Regions from separate parts of the Homo sapiens genome. Here region 2 is linked to region 1. The links are chromatin loops, found by intact Hi-C in ENCODE. Cell type or tissue: MCF 10A. All regions are shown on one strand. Each heading gives the region's core, and the rest is flanking DNA. Links, peaks and the distances in the headings are about the cores only. Region 1 overlaps LOC107984559 (a long non-coding RNA gene). Region 2 has its middle 130 kb from the start of CYSLTR2.

Region 1 (8,343 bases), core at 114-8,113:
ACCCCTTCCCCTCCTTTCTAAGTGTATAGGTTGGTGGTGAAAAGAAGGTTGAAAAATCTTAGGGAAACTAGACAAGAATGCATATGTTATCTGTTCTATACTTGGGTCCTCTATGTATTGACTTCTGTTTTCAACTTAAGCCCATGAAAAATAGGCTTAAGTTGATCCTTCAGATATTCTAGGATATTTTCAAAGTGGCCCAGATTGAACTGGTTTTTAACTTGGAGGCATTGGTCTCAGTCACACCATCTATCAGCAATTCCATTGTTTTTTGTCAGAAATATTGTCTCTAATCAGCAACTTTAGCCAAATGTCTCTATGAAGATGCATCATCAAAGGGAAAGAAGTCTATTCAGAATATCTTTCAAACCAAATTTCAGTAACTTTAGTAAATAGTAAGATTTCCATTGGAATGAGGTCACCTGATGGCTCAGGCTTCCCAAGGTGCCATGTTAGTACATATCTAGGAATTCCTCTGTCAATTGCTGATATGGCTGATTCCTTGTCATTGTTCAAAATTCAGCTCAAATGTCATCTTCTTGTAGAACACTGCCTTGACCATCCTAGCTAAACCAGTCTTCCAACTGCTTGGTCACTTTACCACATCATTGCTTTTCATTATTATAGCATTTATCACTGCCTGAAATTACAGTGTTCATTTATTTGTTTATTCCTTGTCTTTTCCTTCACAAAATGAGAGCTCAATGGAAACTGGAAGTTTATTCACCTTGTTCACTAATATATAGCCAGCAGTTAGACAAGGGCACATAGAAAGTAAGTGCTTGAGTACATACCATGGTGAATAAATCAACTTTTGGAATGTGCAAGAGTTTACCTAATACATTCACCCAACAACCTCAAATGTCAGGTCTTCCATCTGACTGCTGTGGAAATGGGTTAATAGCCTTAAGGGTTTTAACACTGGACTAGGTGGTCTTTTATACAATCTGATATTCTCTGCTTTCCAGCCATACTATATCACTAATTAGCTAGGTAATGCTATCTATATGGAAATTATAAAGATACATTCACACATTTATCTTTACTAAAATTCTTACTGCTTGAAATAAATAATGATCAATAACACTTTTATTTTTTAAATGTAGTTTTCTTTTTTAAAAAGCTGAATAATCCTTTCTTCAAATGAAAAGCTTATGAGGAAGCCTAATACATATGAGACAAAATGAAGTCAACTGAAAGAAATAAGAATGAGGCAGAAGACGGGGAAGATTTACAGTTTTATCTACTCCCCGGAAGTAAAACCCTTTTCCTCATTGCAGCCCCTGGAATAGTTTGATTATTACTGGATTATAATAATAATAATAAGTAATTTTTTTGAGTAATTAGTAGGTACCAAGTACTTTACATGTATCATCTTGTCAATTCTCATAACACCCCTATGAAATAAGTATATTGTTATTGTCTGTATTTCGCGAATAAGGAGACTAAGGTTTAAAGAGCTAAAAGTAGCTCGCTCAATATCTTTGTGGTAGTCATTTTCCAAGATAGCTGCCAGTGATTTTCACATTCTGGTGTCAGTGCCTTGAGTAGTCCCCTTTCACATTAAATCTGGGGTGGACAGTGTGACCAGTAGAACATGGCAGAGTTGATGGGATATAAATTGCAAGGTGAAGCCATAAAGGCATTGGAGCTGCTTTGCTTTCCTGGGTCACTGTGGGGTAAGCCAGTTGCCATGTCATCAGAACATTCAAGCAACCAGTGGAGAGGTCCATGTGAAAGGAAATTAATCTCCCTGCCCATAACCTCCACCAACTTGTCATGTGAGTAAGCTGCCTTAAATGTAGATCTTCCAACCCCAGTCTAATTTTCAGATGACTGTAGCCCTAGCCAATATCTGACTGCAACCTCATGAGAAACCTTGTGTCCAAGACCACCCAGCCAAGCTGCTCCCCAAATCTGACCTACAGAAACTGTGGAAGACAAAAAAAATGATTATTGCTGTCATAAGCCAGAAAGTTTTGGGGGTGATTTGCTATACAGAATAAGGTAACTGGTTCAGCCTTGCAGACAGTTAAATGGCAGAACCAACATATTTAACCCCAAATGTCATTCTAGAACCTATTCTCTTAACCATGAATGCTCTGTTTGCTTACACACTCATTTTTAACACAAAGTTAAAAGTTATTCAAGCATCTCACAAACTCCATGTCACAGATAAGAAAACTGAGGCATGAAGAGGTTAAAAACATAATTGGTGATGACCAAGTGTGGTGGCTCACTCCTGTAATCCCAGCATTTTGGGAGGCTGAGGCAGATGGATCACCTGAGGTCAGGAGTTTGAGACCAGCCTGGCCAACATGGTGAAACTCCATCTCTACTAAAACTACAAAAATCAGCCAGGTGTGGGGGCAGGTGCCTGTAGTCCCAGCTACTTGGGAAGCTGAGGCAGGAGAATCGCTTGAACCTGGGGAGGCGGAGGTTGCAGTGAGCCAAGATTGCACCACTGCACTCTAGCCTGGGCAACAGAGAGAGACTCCATCTCAAAAAAAAAAAAAAAAAAAAAAAGAAAGAAAGAAAAAAAAATTAATTGGTGGCCGGGTGGCCTAATTCCAAGACCTATTCTCTTAGTCACTATGCTACGTTGATGTCATTATCAGAATTATCCTTCAATAATATTAAACTGGAGATGGAATGCCAAGAATAGAATGAAAAGGAAAGAGCCTAGAGGTGTGCACTTTCACTGGGAGGCTTTTGCAATTATTGAGGAAAACAGTTATTTGAAAGAAACAAGGCCTCTGTCGTGGAGAGTAACTACTGAAATATTTCTCAAAATATCCTTGATACCACTATCAGCTACTGAAGATTTGGATGAGCAGGCTCTTGGTGTGACACAATACGATATTTCTTGTATTGCAACAACCTCTTCTCATTGGTCAATCTTCCAGAAGAAACTTAACCATGGTCATTGCCCAACCCATTCTCCCAAATGATGAGAGTTGAACCAATTGAAGATTGCTTTCAGCATTCGCTATTATGTTTAGTCTCTGTTTTCCTGTAGCACCCTAATAATTGTCTTTATATTAAAATATACATGACTGTTTTTGAAAGAGGAAAGATAATGGACCAAGATTTTCTGTCTTTGAAGTAAGCTAACGAATCAGTATAATTGGAACGAGAAATCCTGGCACAGGAAGAGAGAACTGATTGTGCTCTGTCCTTGGTAGAATTTTGAGTCATTCATGCAGTATAGTGTCTGGAGAGTTCTAGTGAGTCATGCATTGCTAACTATGGAAGAAAAATGTATTTTCTAAAGTTGTCTGTTATTACTCATGTCTTTCAGTCAGGATCAGCAGATGCTGGTATCCTATTGACTGGTGATCTAATAGAAAGTTTCTCATAGACAGGTCTGACACAATTTCCCTCTAACTCTGATAAATTTGGCACAAGTCCTTTTATTTGCTTGCAAGATGTTTGCATTAACATTGTGACTTATTTTTGGCTTGGTGTTAGAAGGAGTGTTTAGTAACAAAATGGAGCATTTGGATTTTGTGGCAGCCAGGAGGAATGCTCTTATTTTATAATGAAACAACTGAACAAATGTTCCTTACAGTGATTCATTCCTCATGTGGGAAAAATTTCATTTTATATATACTCTTTCTCTCTCTATTGGACACATAAAGCTGTTTTACCTTCAATATTTAGGCAGAATTTTCAGTGAGCAATTTGGGAACAATATCTGTAAATTACAAAGATAGGCACCTCTGCAAAAGTAACCATAGGATTGAATGTCAGGAACCACTTGGGTTCTATTCCTAACTGGGCCAGAGTTTGCATATGACCTTGAGCTATTCACTTAATCTTTTTTAAACTTAGGTTTTCTGTCTGAAATGGGCAGAAAATTGCCTACCTATTTAGCTAAGGCAGAAACAATTTCCTGATAGGGAGATGACTCAGCGGCCCAGGGCAGCTGTGTAGCCTTTTGTCCTGGGCATCTTCAGGGAGACAGAGACAGCCAGAAGACTGGAGACCAGACCACGCAAATGAATCCTGACATTCAGGAAGCATAAAGAGGCCGAGTCATCATGGCCTGCTATTTGTCAGGCACTGTGCTAAGACCTGAGAGATGATGGCCAACCAGACACAACCAGGGTCTCTGTCCTCATGAAGTTTACTGCCTAGTTTGCTTTTTACATGTTTGAGGTTATTCAGCAAGAGCTTCTATCATTTTATTATCTGGATCTGAGTCTTTTTTTAAGCACAAGATTATTCAGAATCACTGCCCAAAAAATACAACCCTAGGAGTCTTGTGGGAGAGGAGTTTGATATTTTATGAAGTATTGATAAGATGGGCATGAAAAGAAGTGCAATGTCTGATGGTGTTATTCCAAAGTTTGACTCACTAGTCTTAATGGGAGCAATAGGTTCATCTTGACATCAGGTAATGACACCATTACCTGAGATGAGAATGTGGAGAGAGCTTTTTAAATGTCTTGCATGGACTTTCACATCAGAGTTAATACCCCTCATCTCCACTGCCTGCAGTGAAGCTTCTTCTTATCAATCTAATGTAGTCCAACTTGGATGATGGGTGATTGGTCTTTAGCAGTTGAATGATGGGTTCTAAACGGGAGAACTGATCCTGATCTTCTGTGGTCAGGGGCGCACCCAATGATGGTGACATGGCATCCTTCGTCTTGCACCACGTTTTTGGTCTCAGCACAGAAGTGTTCTTCCCACAAAAGGAAGTTTAAAATGCCCCTCCTCTTGCCACTGTGAGTGTTGCTTTCCACTGAGGAATGCAGCCACAGGTGCCGAGATTAGGAAGGTGGGAAGAGAGCTGCACCATCACACAGTGGGTCCATCTGCTTCAGCTGATGTCAACTGTCTGGGAGTTCCTAAGTCCTCCAGCATTAGTGGCTCATCTGTTTCATTATAATTTTCAAATTAAAATGGTTCAAAATCCTCTTCTACTTATGATGGGTGTCCCAGAAGCCTTGAAATATCTCTCATGGTTTAGGGAGTTTATATTTCAAGTCATTTCTGAATCAAAACTTCTGCTTCATCTGAATTCTTTTTCACCTCTCTTCTTATTATCCCCTACATATGTTGTCCACCTCTTCCCCCTAGCATTACACCCTATTAGGAACTGCCCGATTCCTTCATCCTCTGAAGCCCCACTGATCTGAGTCGGTGGAGGGGGGTTACATCACAGCAAACAACTTAAAACAGATGTTGAGCGCTCCTGATCTTACAAGTTCTTTGGCCATTCCTGCTCAAGTAAATTTCTCACTGGCTCTGTCCTTCACAGACCTCTTTTTCACTATCTTATTGAACTCTCTTCTTATTCCTAAAGCTCAACTTCTCTCTCACTATATTACTGTAGGGAATTTGGTTCTTTTTTGCCTCTGTCTCAAAACTCAGCTCTGGACTTCATACCAGACAGCTGGTTTTTGGAAGGAAATATGACAAAGTATAGCATTTTAAAAAATGTTTTCAGGACAACCATATATTCAACGTTCTCTTTCCAATGACGTATAAAAATTTTACTATTTTTCTGCTATCATATAGAGTTTAAGTTCTTTGGAAGAATGGACAGAGATGAAATATGAGGAGGCACAAATGTTGGAGTAATGGTATGTTTCATGGCCCTTTCCATAGGCAGTTCAGTTCACAGCATGGCTGTTTATTTCCTTCTGGGCCAGCAATAGAGCATCTTTCTGCTGCTTCACCTTTTAAAGGGCTCACCAGATTAGGTAGGCCCACCCAGGTTAGTTTCCCTTTTGATTAACTCAAAGTCAACTGAATAGGAACCTGATCATGGGAGTGATATCTCATCATAGTCACTGGTCCTGCCCACATTCAAGAGGATGGAACTATGGCAGGGCCTATTTATTAGGAGGTGGGAATCTTGGAGGCCATCTTAGAATCCTGCCTACCATAAATGATGACTGTCTTTCATCTTTCAGAACATATTAGGATATGATAATAAATATTAAAAATCAAATGCCTCACCAGAGATCCAATATCAAACTGGTACTAAGTCTTTTCTCTATAATGTCTTCCTGATTTTCTTTCTACAATTTGAAACATTGAACTGTTTTCTGTATATGATATAGGCTTCCCCAAAATTGAACATAAGGCTGTATTAGAAAAAGTCAATCTGACACCAGCCATCTGCAGAACCAAAGCATTTTAAGCAATGATTTATAAATGGGAGCCTGGAGAGTTTGAGGAATACCTAAAACTAAATTAAAGTATTCGAGCTATCAACTCAGAGGAGTATGGCTATATATTAGTCTAAAGATACAGCTGACTTAGTTGGTTTTTGTCCTAATGCAAGATGGATTACACAGGGAAATAAACTACAGTGAACTTGGAAAATGGTGAGGCAGAGTTGTTGGGTTTCATGATGACAGCCACCAAAATAGTTTTGTTTTTCACCCTGGCTTTGGTTTCCAGATAACTAAGCAACCTTCTCATTCAAATTTGGCTTTGTAAGTATCATGCAGAGAATTTACTGATGCATGGGCATGGGAATTCTGGTACTCTTGATTATATTTTGTGATTCTTGATTATATTTTATATATAAATATGTTTTATAACGGAAAATGATGAACATTCTAGTTTATGTATTATTCTTGCATTAATTTGATTAATGTTAATCAGCACCCTAGAGCCCAGCTCTCCCTACATATACCCACAGAACTGACCTTCTGGCTGTGAAGTTGAGGATTAGACTCTAAATGAGATGACCAAGGACGTTGTCATCCCCTAAGACCCTGACTGGCTCCTGGCCTAGACAACAATTCTGTCTCAACTTTCTCTTACTGCAGCAGGTTCAATTGATAACATGCGTTGAGAAGGCAATGTCAGTGACCTTAATGTTCTGAGCCAAAATCAGCTAGTGGCACAGGCTGACAACCTGAATATGTTTTTTAGCTGAAATGAGCAAGTGGTTGCAGCAGTCACCACAGCAACGGCGTGGCTGGAACACTTGGGAGCTTTCAGCAGAGTAATAAGGGCAGCTGTGAGGATGGCTTCAACTGGAATTAATAGCGACTAACTTTTAGTACTAGCCTTCTGGGAATCCTTTATATTTTTCCTAGTAAACAAAAGTACGCACTGTGATTGTTCTTCAACATGAAACCCTTCTCTTGGCTTTTATGCAATACTTCTACTCTTATTGCTCTTCTAGATTTTATAAATGCTAAGTAAATCTTCATAACAGCCTGCAATTTAAAGGGTGGGAGAAATGGAAAAAAAAGGAATTGGAGAATTCGTTTTAGGCTACAGAAAACCATAGCTTTTATCTAATTTTCAATTTTGCATTCCTGAATTTTTCATTTATAATCTTACTCACCAGGCTGCACTTATGTCCAAATTAAAAGAAAAGCAAAGTAAAATGATAAGGAGAGAAGAAAAGTGAACTCAGAGAGTTGTTTTGAGTCTATTCTATGAAGTCAGAGTTTTGGCCACTTGCTTAGTGATTGCATTTAAAAGTCAATCACAGCTTCACCTGCTTGGTTGTTAAGATGGGGCGATATTGCAGTTATCACTTTGGTAAATGTGAATAAAACATGCTTGACTGGTAATGTGAATAAAACATCCTTGACTGGTACTCTGGAAATTGTGCAAATTGTTAGGACTTTTATTAATAGGAGGACAGGTCTGAGGATGACAGAAAAGGAAATCTAGAAACAAGGTTTATTGATGGTATTTATCACCATCAGCAGAGACTAAAGCGAGGTACCGTATTGGTGAAATAGCCAGTGGCCGAGAGGATAGAGCCAAAGGTGATGACTGATTTAAGATTCTAGTGGTTTAGCACGAATACTAGTGTTTTTTATGGAAAATCCACCAAACTTCAAAAAAAATTTCATAAAGAAATATGTGTGGATGATACTGAGTTAAAGTTAAACTGATTTCTTTGCATCAGTCCTCTCTCTTTCCTTTGTGTTGTGGACTAAATGTTTGTGTCCTTCTAAAATTTATATGTTGAAGTTCTTACTCCCTATATGATGGTATTTGGAAGTGGAGCCTTTGCAATGTGATCCAGTTTAGATGCAGTCATGAGGGTGGGGCCCCCATGATGAGTTTAGTGTTCTTATAAGAAGAGAAAGAGAGACCAGAGCTCTCTCTTTGCCATGTGAAGACATAGTGAAAAGGTGGCCATCTACAAGCCAGGAGGAGAGCCCTCATCAGGAACCAAATCAGCCAGCACCTGCCTAGCCCCCAGAATGGTGAGAAATAAACGTCTGTTCTTTAAGCCACCCAATTGATGATATTTTGTTATGGCAGCCCAAGCTAAGACATCATACTAATTTAACTATAAATTTCCAAGAAGGCTGTGCAATATCCAGTGTTTCTCAAACTTATTTGAAT
Region 2 (8,343 bases), core at 52-8,051, 110 kb after region 1:
CTCGGCCTTCCAAAGTGCTGGGATTACAGGCGTGAGCCACCGCGCCCGGCCTCCTCTTGCTCTTTTGTTATTGGCTATTGTTATCCTTGCTGCTTACTGTAGTGGACATTTACATTTATTTTGGCTGTCTAGGATCTGAAACCCCTTTCTAGGGGTGAGTTGGAGAAATTCATCTATTTGATGAAGGTATCTTTCCCTGAAGAGCTGAAAATACCAGACACCCACTTTTCCAGCCTCCCTTACAGCTAGGGACCAGGTATATGACCTAGGCTCAGCAGACCAGATGCATCTATGACTCATGAGCATCACAGGGAACTCTCTTTGGGGACAGAGCAGCAGTAGTATTTTCAGAAAAATCAAGTTTTTCAGGCAGCAGTGGCATGACGAGTGACAGCATGTCATAGAGAGGGACAGCAGTGTGGAGGGTACAAGTGCCAGCATCTAGTGCTCAGCAGTGTTGCCCATGTGAACTCACAGGGCCCCCTCTGAAGTGTGATTTGGGGTATTGTTCTTGCCTGAGTAGTCCTGAACGTTGTTTTCCAGCCCTCATGATAAGTTGGAGAGTTGCCAAATAACTTTTTTTCTTTTTTCATTTTTTTTTAGTAGTAGAGGCGGGGTTTCACCGTGTTAGTCAGGATGGTCTCAATCTCCTGACCTCGTGATCCGCCCTCCTCGGCCTCCCAAAGTGTTGGGATTACAGGCGTGAGCCACCATGCCCGGCCGCCAAATAACTTTTTAATAAACTATTTCTTTGCTCCAATTAGCTAGAGTTGGATTATGTTGCTTGCAATCAAGAACTCTGAATGGTATGAAAATCAGCGCTAGGAATGGGAGGCTTGTTTCCCATGGTCTGGACACTTACAAAGAGAAACTAACAAGTTCCAATTCCTGATCTTCAGTCCATGCTTTAAGCCAGTAATTTAGAACCGAAAAAAATAAAAAAAATAAAAACAAAAAGAATAAACCAACAAACCAAATCAATGAACAAACAAAAGCCCTCAAAATTTGACACCAAAGGGTTTTTGAATTATAACATGAGTTGAAGTCACAGTTTTGCCAGGTTTCTTGTATGAGAATTCAGGCATTGTTTGGGAAAGACTGGAACCCTGAAATCTGGAATGAAGGAATGTTGGAGCACACTGTAAAAAAGTGAATATGTTCCCCCATATTTAGAGTACACTCCACAGCAAAACCCCACTGGCACTCTCTTGTCAGTGGAAGCAGGCTGTCTTTACAGTCTTATGAGGCTATGGTTATTTTGCTTGAAACTTTAAAATGACCTTATCTAAGCTAATTACCTGGAAAGGGTTGACCAATTCTCCTCAAACCCCATCTTCCCTCCTTCTCATTATTTTTACACTTCAAACCAGGGTCAGAACCCAGCGTGACCGGGAATCCAATTACAAAGTCAAACCCAGAAGGAAAAGACTTCATAACTAAACAATTGCAAAAGGTTACCAGTTTATATCAGCAAATATTTTGAATACTTGTGGAAATAGATGTGGAGGTACTAAACCAAAGAGTAAAGAATATAACTTTAGATCAAGCTGCATTGATCCATGCATTTCATTTGGCAGAAACACTGGGTTCAATCTACCGGTTAAACAACAAACACACAGCCACAAAAAGCCAGACAGAGGAAAGGGGAGAGAGAGAGAGAGAGAGAGAGAGAGAGAGAGAGAGAGAGAGAGAGAGAATCTTCCTTTTCTTATAAGGCCACAGTTCTGCAACATTAGGACTCTATTTTTAGGACCTCACTTAACCTTAATAATCTGCTAAAGACTCTATCTCCAAATAAAATCACACTGGGGGTTAGGGCTTTAACATATGAATTTTGGGGGAACACAATTCAATCCATAGTATTTGGTAAAATTAACAACATAAATTCCATCATTATGGACCTGAAAAGATATACAGTCAGCCCTCTATATCTGTGGATTCTGTATCCATGGATTCAACTGGCCACAAATAAAAAATATTTGAGAAAAAATTGCATCTGTACCAAACATGTACAGATGTTTTTTCTTGTCATTATTCTCTAAACAATACAGTATGACAACTATTTACATGGCACTTATATTGTATTAGGTATCATAAGTAATCTAGAGATGATTTAAAGTATATGGGAGGATGTGTATATGTTGTATGCAAATACTATGCCATTTGCCTATATCAGGGACTTGAACATTCATGGATTTTGGTATCTGTGGGAGGTTCTGGAACCAATCCCTCACAGATACCAAGGGATGACTGTACTTTCACATACCTTTTTGACATTTTGGCCAGTATTAAAAATGAACAGGCTTTGGATAATGACAGAAAGTTATTGTAACCTCAATCAGGGAGTGATTCCAATTGCAATTACTCTTGTAGATATGGTCTCTTTACTGAGACATGTATAGACATCTCATGGCATGTGGTGGTATGTAGCTATTGATCTCTACCCCCAAAAGCAGAAAACACCAGAGGTAATCTGCTTTTACTTAGTGGGAAGACAGCATACCTTCACGGTATTGCCTCTGGGTTACATCAATTTTCTGACCTTGTGCCACAAGTTAGTTTGCAGGGAACTTGATTATCTCATCATCTCATAGAAAAGCATGGTGTCCCATGACATAGATGAGATAGACGTCGGGGGAGCAAAAAGTTGCTGTAACCCAATATGTGTTGCTATGTTGGAGGATGCCAGCTGTTAGGAGATAAAACCTATAAAACATTAGGCTTGATACCTCAGAGAAGTTTTTTGAGGCTAAGTAGTCTGAGGCACATTGGGATAACCTTCAAAGTCAAAGACTAGTTGCTACATCTTGTAACTACTACCAATGGGACAAAAGAAACTACTTGGTGAAAATGTTTGAATTTTATAGTAAACATATACCATGTTTGGGTATTCTGCTTCTACCTATTACTAGTTGAAAGATAAGCACTTTGAGTGGAACCTGGAACAAGAGAATTGTCACTGGTCAAGGATGTAATGGCAGAGTAACAGTGCCCAAAGTATTTGTGACAGATTATGATGTCCATTGAGGCCTGTAGAAAGTTGCAGTGGTGTTTTTACAGGGGATTCCCCTAAGGTTTTGAAGCAAGTAAAGGAGCAATTCACCTTTGAAAAATATCTCTTGGCTTGCTAGTAGGCCCTCTTAGAGACTGACGGTGGGACCCCCAAGTAAGCATCCGGACTGAGTTTTTGGGGTAATTATGCATTATCTGCTCATTCTAGCTGTGAAACAAAGAACAGGAAGCTGACCTAACTTGTGCATGTCATCAGCCCCTTTTTCAGCCATCCTAAATTTTGTTCAGTGGGCTCATAAACATAGTGGTTGGGGGTGGGGGTGCACTCCCATATTCCAGTAAGGATAAAGGGAAGCCATTCCTCATCCTATCTCATAGGTGACCTCATGGAAGTCTGCCAGCTAACTTGAGCTGCAGTCTCAGGTTGAGAGATGCTCCCAAATAATATTTGTGAAATAATCTTGGGTGAGTACTAACCCTGTTGGCCAGAACCAAGGGGCGAGTGGGAAGTGTGCTATCATCATGGGTGTAAAAGCTGGATGCCCCACTTCATGGGTGGACCAGGAGGGCATGGCCTGACAGCTGCAGTTTCTGTCTTTATGGGGAAGGCTTATGGCCTGGGGCAATTTTGAGTTCTGAGTGCAGGCTGCCTGGAACCCAGCTAGCTGCTGTAAGCAGAACACTGTGTGTGAAACCTGCCTTGCCAAGTGCATGGGAGCTGAGTGGGGCTTACTGTACCCTGCTACCCCTTGCTCCTTTTGTGGATATTTTTTGTGGAACAGAGGCAGCTGCGCTCCTCCCTGGAACATTACCCTAGCGGCTAGAGAACTGCTACCTGACCCCCTTTGGGGCTGCAGCTTGTGCCTGTACGTGGAGAGCCAGAATGTTGACTTATCTAACCCAGCCTCAAGCCATCTTTGCCCCTCCACCCCTCCCCGCAGCCCCCCAATAATGTAACCCCATGGACAGGCACATTTGGGAGCTCCATGGCCCCACCCCTTGCCTGAGACACCAGAGTACCTTCACTGGCTAACATAAAACAAACACAAATTCCACCACTACCACTGCAGATGGTGCTCTTTCGCAAACACTACTTCCTGGCTGGAGGCCAACGGGTACAGCCCATTACAACATCTGCAGGCACAATAACATAGCACTCAGGAAGGAGAAAACTTTTGCGTAAATTCAGCTATCGTCATTGCCTGCATCACCCTGGCTAACCAGGAGGTCTTGAGTTGGTTCACGTGTCCAGCACATTACTATTGCAGCTGGCATTTGAGAAAGCTAACACACCAAAGCTATTTATAACCAAGGAAATATCAGAGTCTGCGTCACTCACCTATCACTCTCATCAGCTGCTGCTGGTACCCACCGCTGGAAGACTAGAGGACAGGTCACATCACTAGATCCCTTGCAAACATTCTCCAGCACCAGCATGGAGTCTGGCAGCTCCAGTGGGTAACTAGATCCAGAAAAGCAGCAGGATTCACAGTAGTCTGGCCCTGAGGGACTGCCATTCCTAGGGGAAGGGGGAGGGTACCACATTAAGGGAGCACCATGTGGGACAAAATAAACCAAAGTACAGGCCTTGAGTCCCTGAACTTTCCACTCATGGGAAGTTTCTTTCAGCAGAGACACAGGTACAGTGTTGGGATCGGTGAGGAAAGTGTGTAGCTTTAACCCAACAGTCAGGCAGCCCTGGTGCTTGTAAAGGGTATTGGAGAAGAGGACTTCTCCCTCTCACCCACCACTGCAGACAAAGCTCTGACTTCTCCCATGGGAGTTCTGCCTGGGTGCATCTGTAGACAGCCTTTCTGGAACACTGCATCCCCACAGGATGGGTGCCCTCCAGGTTCAGGCTTGCATAAGAGGTAAAGTCACAACCCCTCTCTACGCAGAACATCAGAATTCTTGGAGAGGAAAAGAGGTGACTGTCCAATCAAAATAGCCAGGACGCTGTGTCAGGAGTGTGACTGGGAAGCAGATTGTTTTCCTGCTAGCCTGGAGGGAGAACTGTGGTAGCTTCCTCCCTTCCCTCAGAAAAGACCTTAGTGCATTTCACTGAGAGCTCCCCCAACCACCTCTGTCAAGGCTGGGACCTCTGCCAACCACTGGAGTATTGCATTTACCTATTTACTTTAGCCACAGCTAGTTTTTACCCATGGGCACTTTCTACTGTCCCGAAGCCTGAATTGTTCAACCCAGTTAATAAAAGACAGAGGGAAAAAAATTTTTTAAGTGCACACCACTGGGGTATGAAATAAGCTTCTTGAGATTTCTGCCTTTCCAACCTCACAGGAGATGTGAAACTGCTCACACACCCAGCACATCACTGCTGCGACCAGCATGTGAGAAAGCTGTCACATAAAGATTTTTTTTTTTTTTTGGAAACAGAGTCTCACTCTGTCACCCAGGCTGGAGTGCAGTGGCATAATCTCAGCTCACTGCAACCTCTGCCTTCTGGATTCAAGTGATTCTCCTGCCTCAGCCTTCCAAGTAGCTGGGATTACAGGTATGTGCTACCATGCTCAGCTAACATGGTGTTTCACCATGTTAGCCAGGCTCGTCTTGAACTTCTGACCTCAGGTGACCCACCTGCCTTGGTCTCCCAAAGTGTTGGGATTACAGGTATGAGCCAAGATTCTTTATAACCAAGGAACTCATCCAGAGTCTTCATCACTGAAAGCACTCAGAGCTGAAGCTAGGTGACAATAAACTATAAACATTAAAGTCACATCTTCAAGGGGGCAAAAAAGAAATTAAAGTCTAATAAAAAAATTTAAAAAATTAGAAGAAAGAGTCCACCAAATGAGAAAGAGCCAGAAAAATAATTCTGGAACTATGAAAAAATGAGATTCTATAAAACCTCCAAAAGATCACACTAACTCTCCAGCGGTGGATCCAAAACAAGATGAAATGCTTGAAATACTAGATAAAACATTCAAAAGATTATTAAGTTACTCAAGCAGATACAAGAGAAAGGTGAAAACTAATATAAAGAAATTTAAAAAAGATTCAGGATATAAATGAAAATTTTTCTAAAAAGATAGATATTTTAAAGAAAAACCAATCAGAACATCTGGAAATGAAATATACATTTAGGGAACTACAAAATGCAGTGGAAAGTTTTTAACAATAGACTAGACCAAATAGAAGAAAGAATTTCAGAGCTTAAAGACAAGGCTTTTGATTTAACTCAATCAGACAAAAATAAAGAAAAAGAATGAAAAAAAATCCAAGAAATATGGGATTATATAAAACAGCCAAATCTAATAATTATAAGTGTTCTTTGTTCTTTGGTACAAAGTAAATAGCTACTGTTTAAACAAATTTGGATTTATTTAAACAGTTTGGAAAAGCAAACAGTTTGGGAAACCTATTTGAGGGAATAACAGAGGAAAATTTCCTGGCCCTGCTAGAGATTTAGACATTCAAATATAAGAAGCTCAAAGAACTCCTGGGATTCCTTGCAAAAAGGACATCATCAAGGCGTATAGTCATCAGGCTACCTAAAGTCAACATAAAGGAAATAATTCTAAGAGGAGTTAGACAAAAACATCAGGTAACCTGTAAAGGAAAACCTATCAGACTAACAGCAGGCTTCTCAGCAGAAATCTTATAAGCCCGAAGGGATTGGGGTTCTATCTTTAGTCTCCTTAAACAGAATTACTTTCAGCCAAGAATTTTGTATCCAGCAAAACTAAGTTTCAGAAATGAAGGAGAAATAAAGTCTTTCTCAGACAAGCAAATGCTGAGGGAATTTATCAATAGTGGACCAGCCCTATAAGAAATGCTAAAAGGACCTCTAAATCTTGAAACAAAAAGTTAATACAAACCAGAATAGAAACTCCTGAAAGCATAAAATTCATATGTATTATAAAAAATAACACAATGAAGATAACAAATTCACTAGGTAACAATCAACATAATGACTGGAACAGTACCTCACATCTCAATACTAATGTTGACTGTAAATGGTTTAAATGTTCCACTTAAAAGGTGCAGATTGGCAGAATGGATAAAAAAAAATCACAAACTAAATAGCTACTGTTTAAATAAATTTGGATTTTTTTTTCCATATCTGCCATTGTTTCTCCGTCACCCCATCCATGGTCTTACTGAATGTCTTTTTGTCCATCATGATATCCCATACAACCTTGATTTGGAGCAAGGAACTCATTTTACCACAAAAGAAAGAAGATTAAGTGGTTGAATTCCATGTGGTTTTGTTTTACTTATTTTTACCATGTATCTAATTGCTTAGAAGTAGCCAGATTTAGAGAAAGGCAGAAAGATCTATTGAAGACTCAGTTATTTTGGCAGCAGGGAAGCAACATTTTGCAAGGATGTAGTACTTTCTTACAGGATGCAATATATGTTCTGGCCATTTATCCCAGGCAGAAATAAATATGGAACAATATGTGTGTTCATAAATCTCACTACTATGCCCGCTGACCAACTAACAGATTTTTTGCTTCTTGTCCCAACAAGTCTGGGCTTTTCTGGTTTAGAAGTATTGACCTCCAAAGCAGGAATGCTTACACAGAATAACACAATAGCTCCTTTGAACTGAAAACTGAGATTGCCACATGGTCATTGCAGGTGTCTCATATCACTGGAAGAGTAAGTAAAAAAGGAGGATTAATATGTTAGCTGGGGTGATTGATCCTGACTATAAAGAGGAAATCGGTTGCTACTACACAATGGGGCAAGGATCAATATTACTAGGATGCATCAACCCAATGAACGTCTCTTAGAACTGCCAAGTTCAATGGTAAAAGGTAAAGAAAGAGTTTATCAATGCCATATATACAGGACCACCAAGGAATCAGATCTTTCAGGAAAGCAGGTTTGCATAACACCATGGCAAAGAGAAGGTGGAGTGGATAGTAGAGAAAAGCCATAAATACCTATTATACTTTGGGACAAATTGTACAAAAAAAGGGCAACAACCTCTGATTATGTTTTCTTATAGTGTCATGTTTATATTTTAATAATTTTTCCTCTTTTCTTTTTCTCCCATTGTCATACACAGAATGAGTTAATGGTAGTTTCAAGTTTAACATAGAATGTTATAGAAATTGTAGAACGTGAAAACAAGAAGACATACAAATGGATAATAAATATAGGAAAAAATGCTAAACATCACTAATCATTAGGAAAATGCAAATTAAAAGCACAGTGAGATATAATTTCACATTTGTTGGAATGGCTATTATAAAAAAGATGAAAGATGTTATCTTTTTATGAAAAACTTACTTTTATTGACTTGCTAAGTGTTGGTGAGGATGTGGAGAAAAGGGAACACTTGTATGCTGTTGGTAGGAATGT

The links. Hi-C counts contacts between places; a loop is a spot of excess contacts. Peaks named below come from ENCODE experiments on the same cell type or tissue, not always from the same donor. Only the 100,000 strongest peaks of a DNase experiment are listed, where the experiment ranks them.
Region 2: a loop joins it to region 1, with 9 times the contacts of the local background. A loop is called at or near these places in 4 of 110 quality-filtered maps.

The regions. Positions count from the first base shown.
Region 1 is chr13:48,887,416-48,895,758 of GRCh38, reverse strand. All of the region lies in intron 2 of LOC107984559 (a long non-coding RNA gene), which reads right to left. Among named protein-coding and RNA genes, the nearest start is that of FNDC3A, 84 kb to the left of the region's middle. In MCF 10A, for the core only: no CTCF peak of the experiment used is centred there; DNase peaks (open chromatin) are centred at 3,278 and 3,938.
Region 2 is chr13:48,779,297-48,787,639 of GRCh38, reverse strand. No RefSeq gene overlaps it. Among named protein-coding and RNA genes, the nearest start is that of CYSLTR2, 130 kb to the right of the region's middle. In MCF 10A, for the core only: no CTCF peak of the experiment used is centred there; DNase peaks (open chromatin) are centred at 4,189 and 4,999.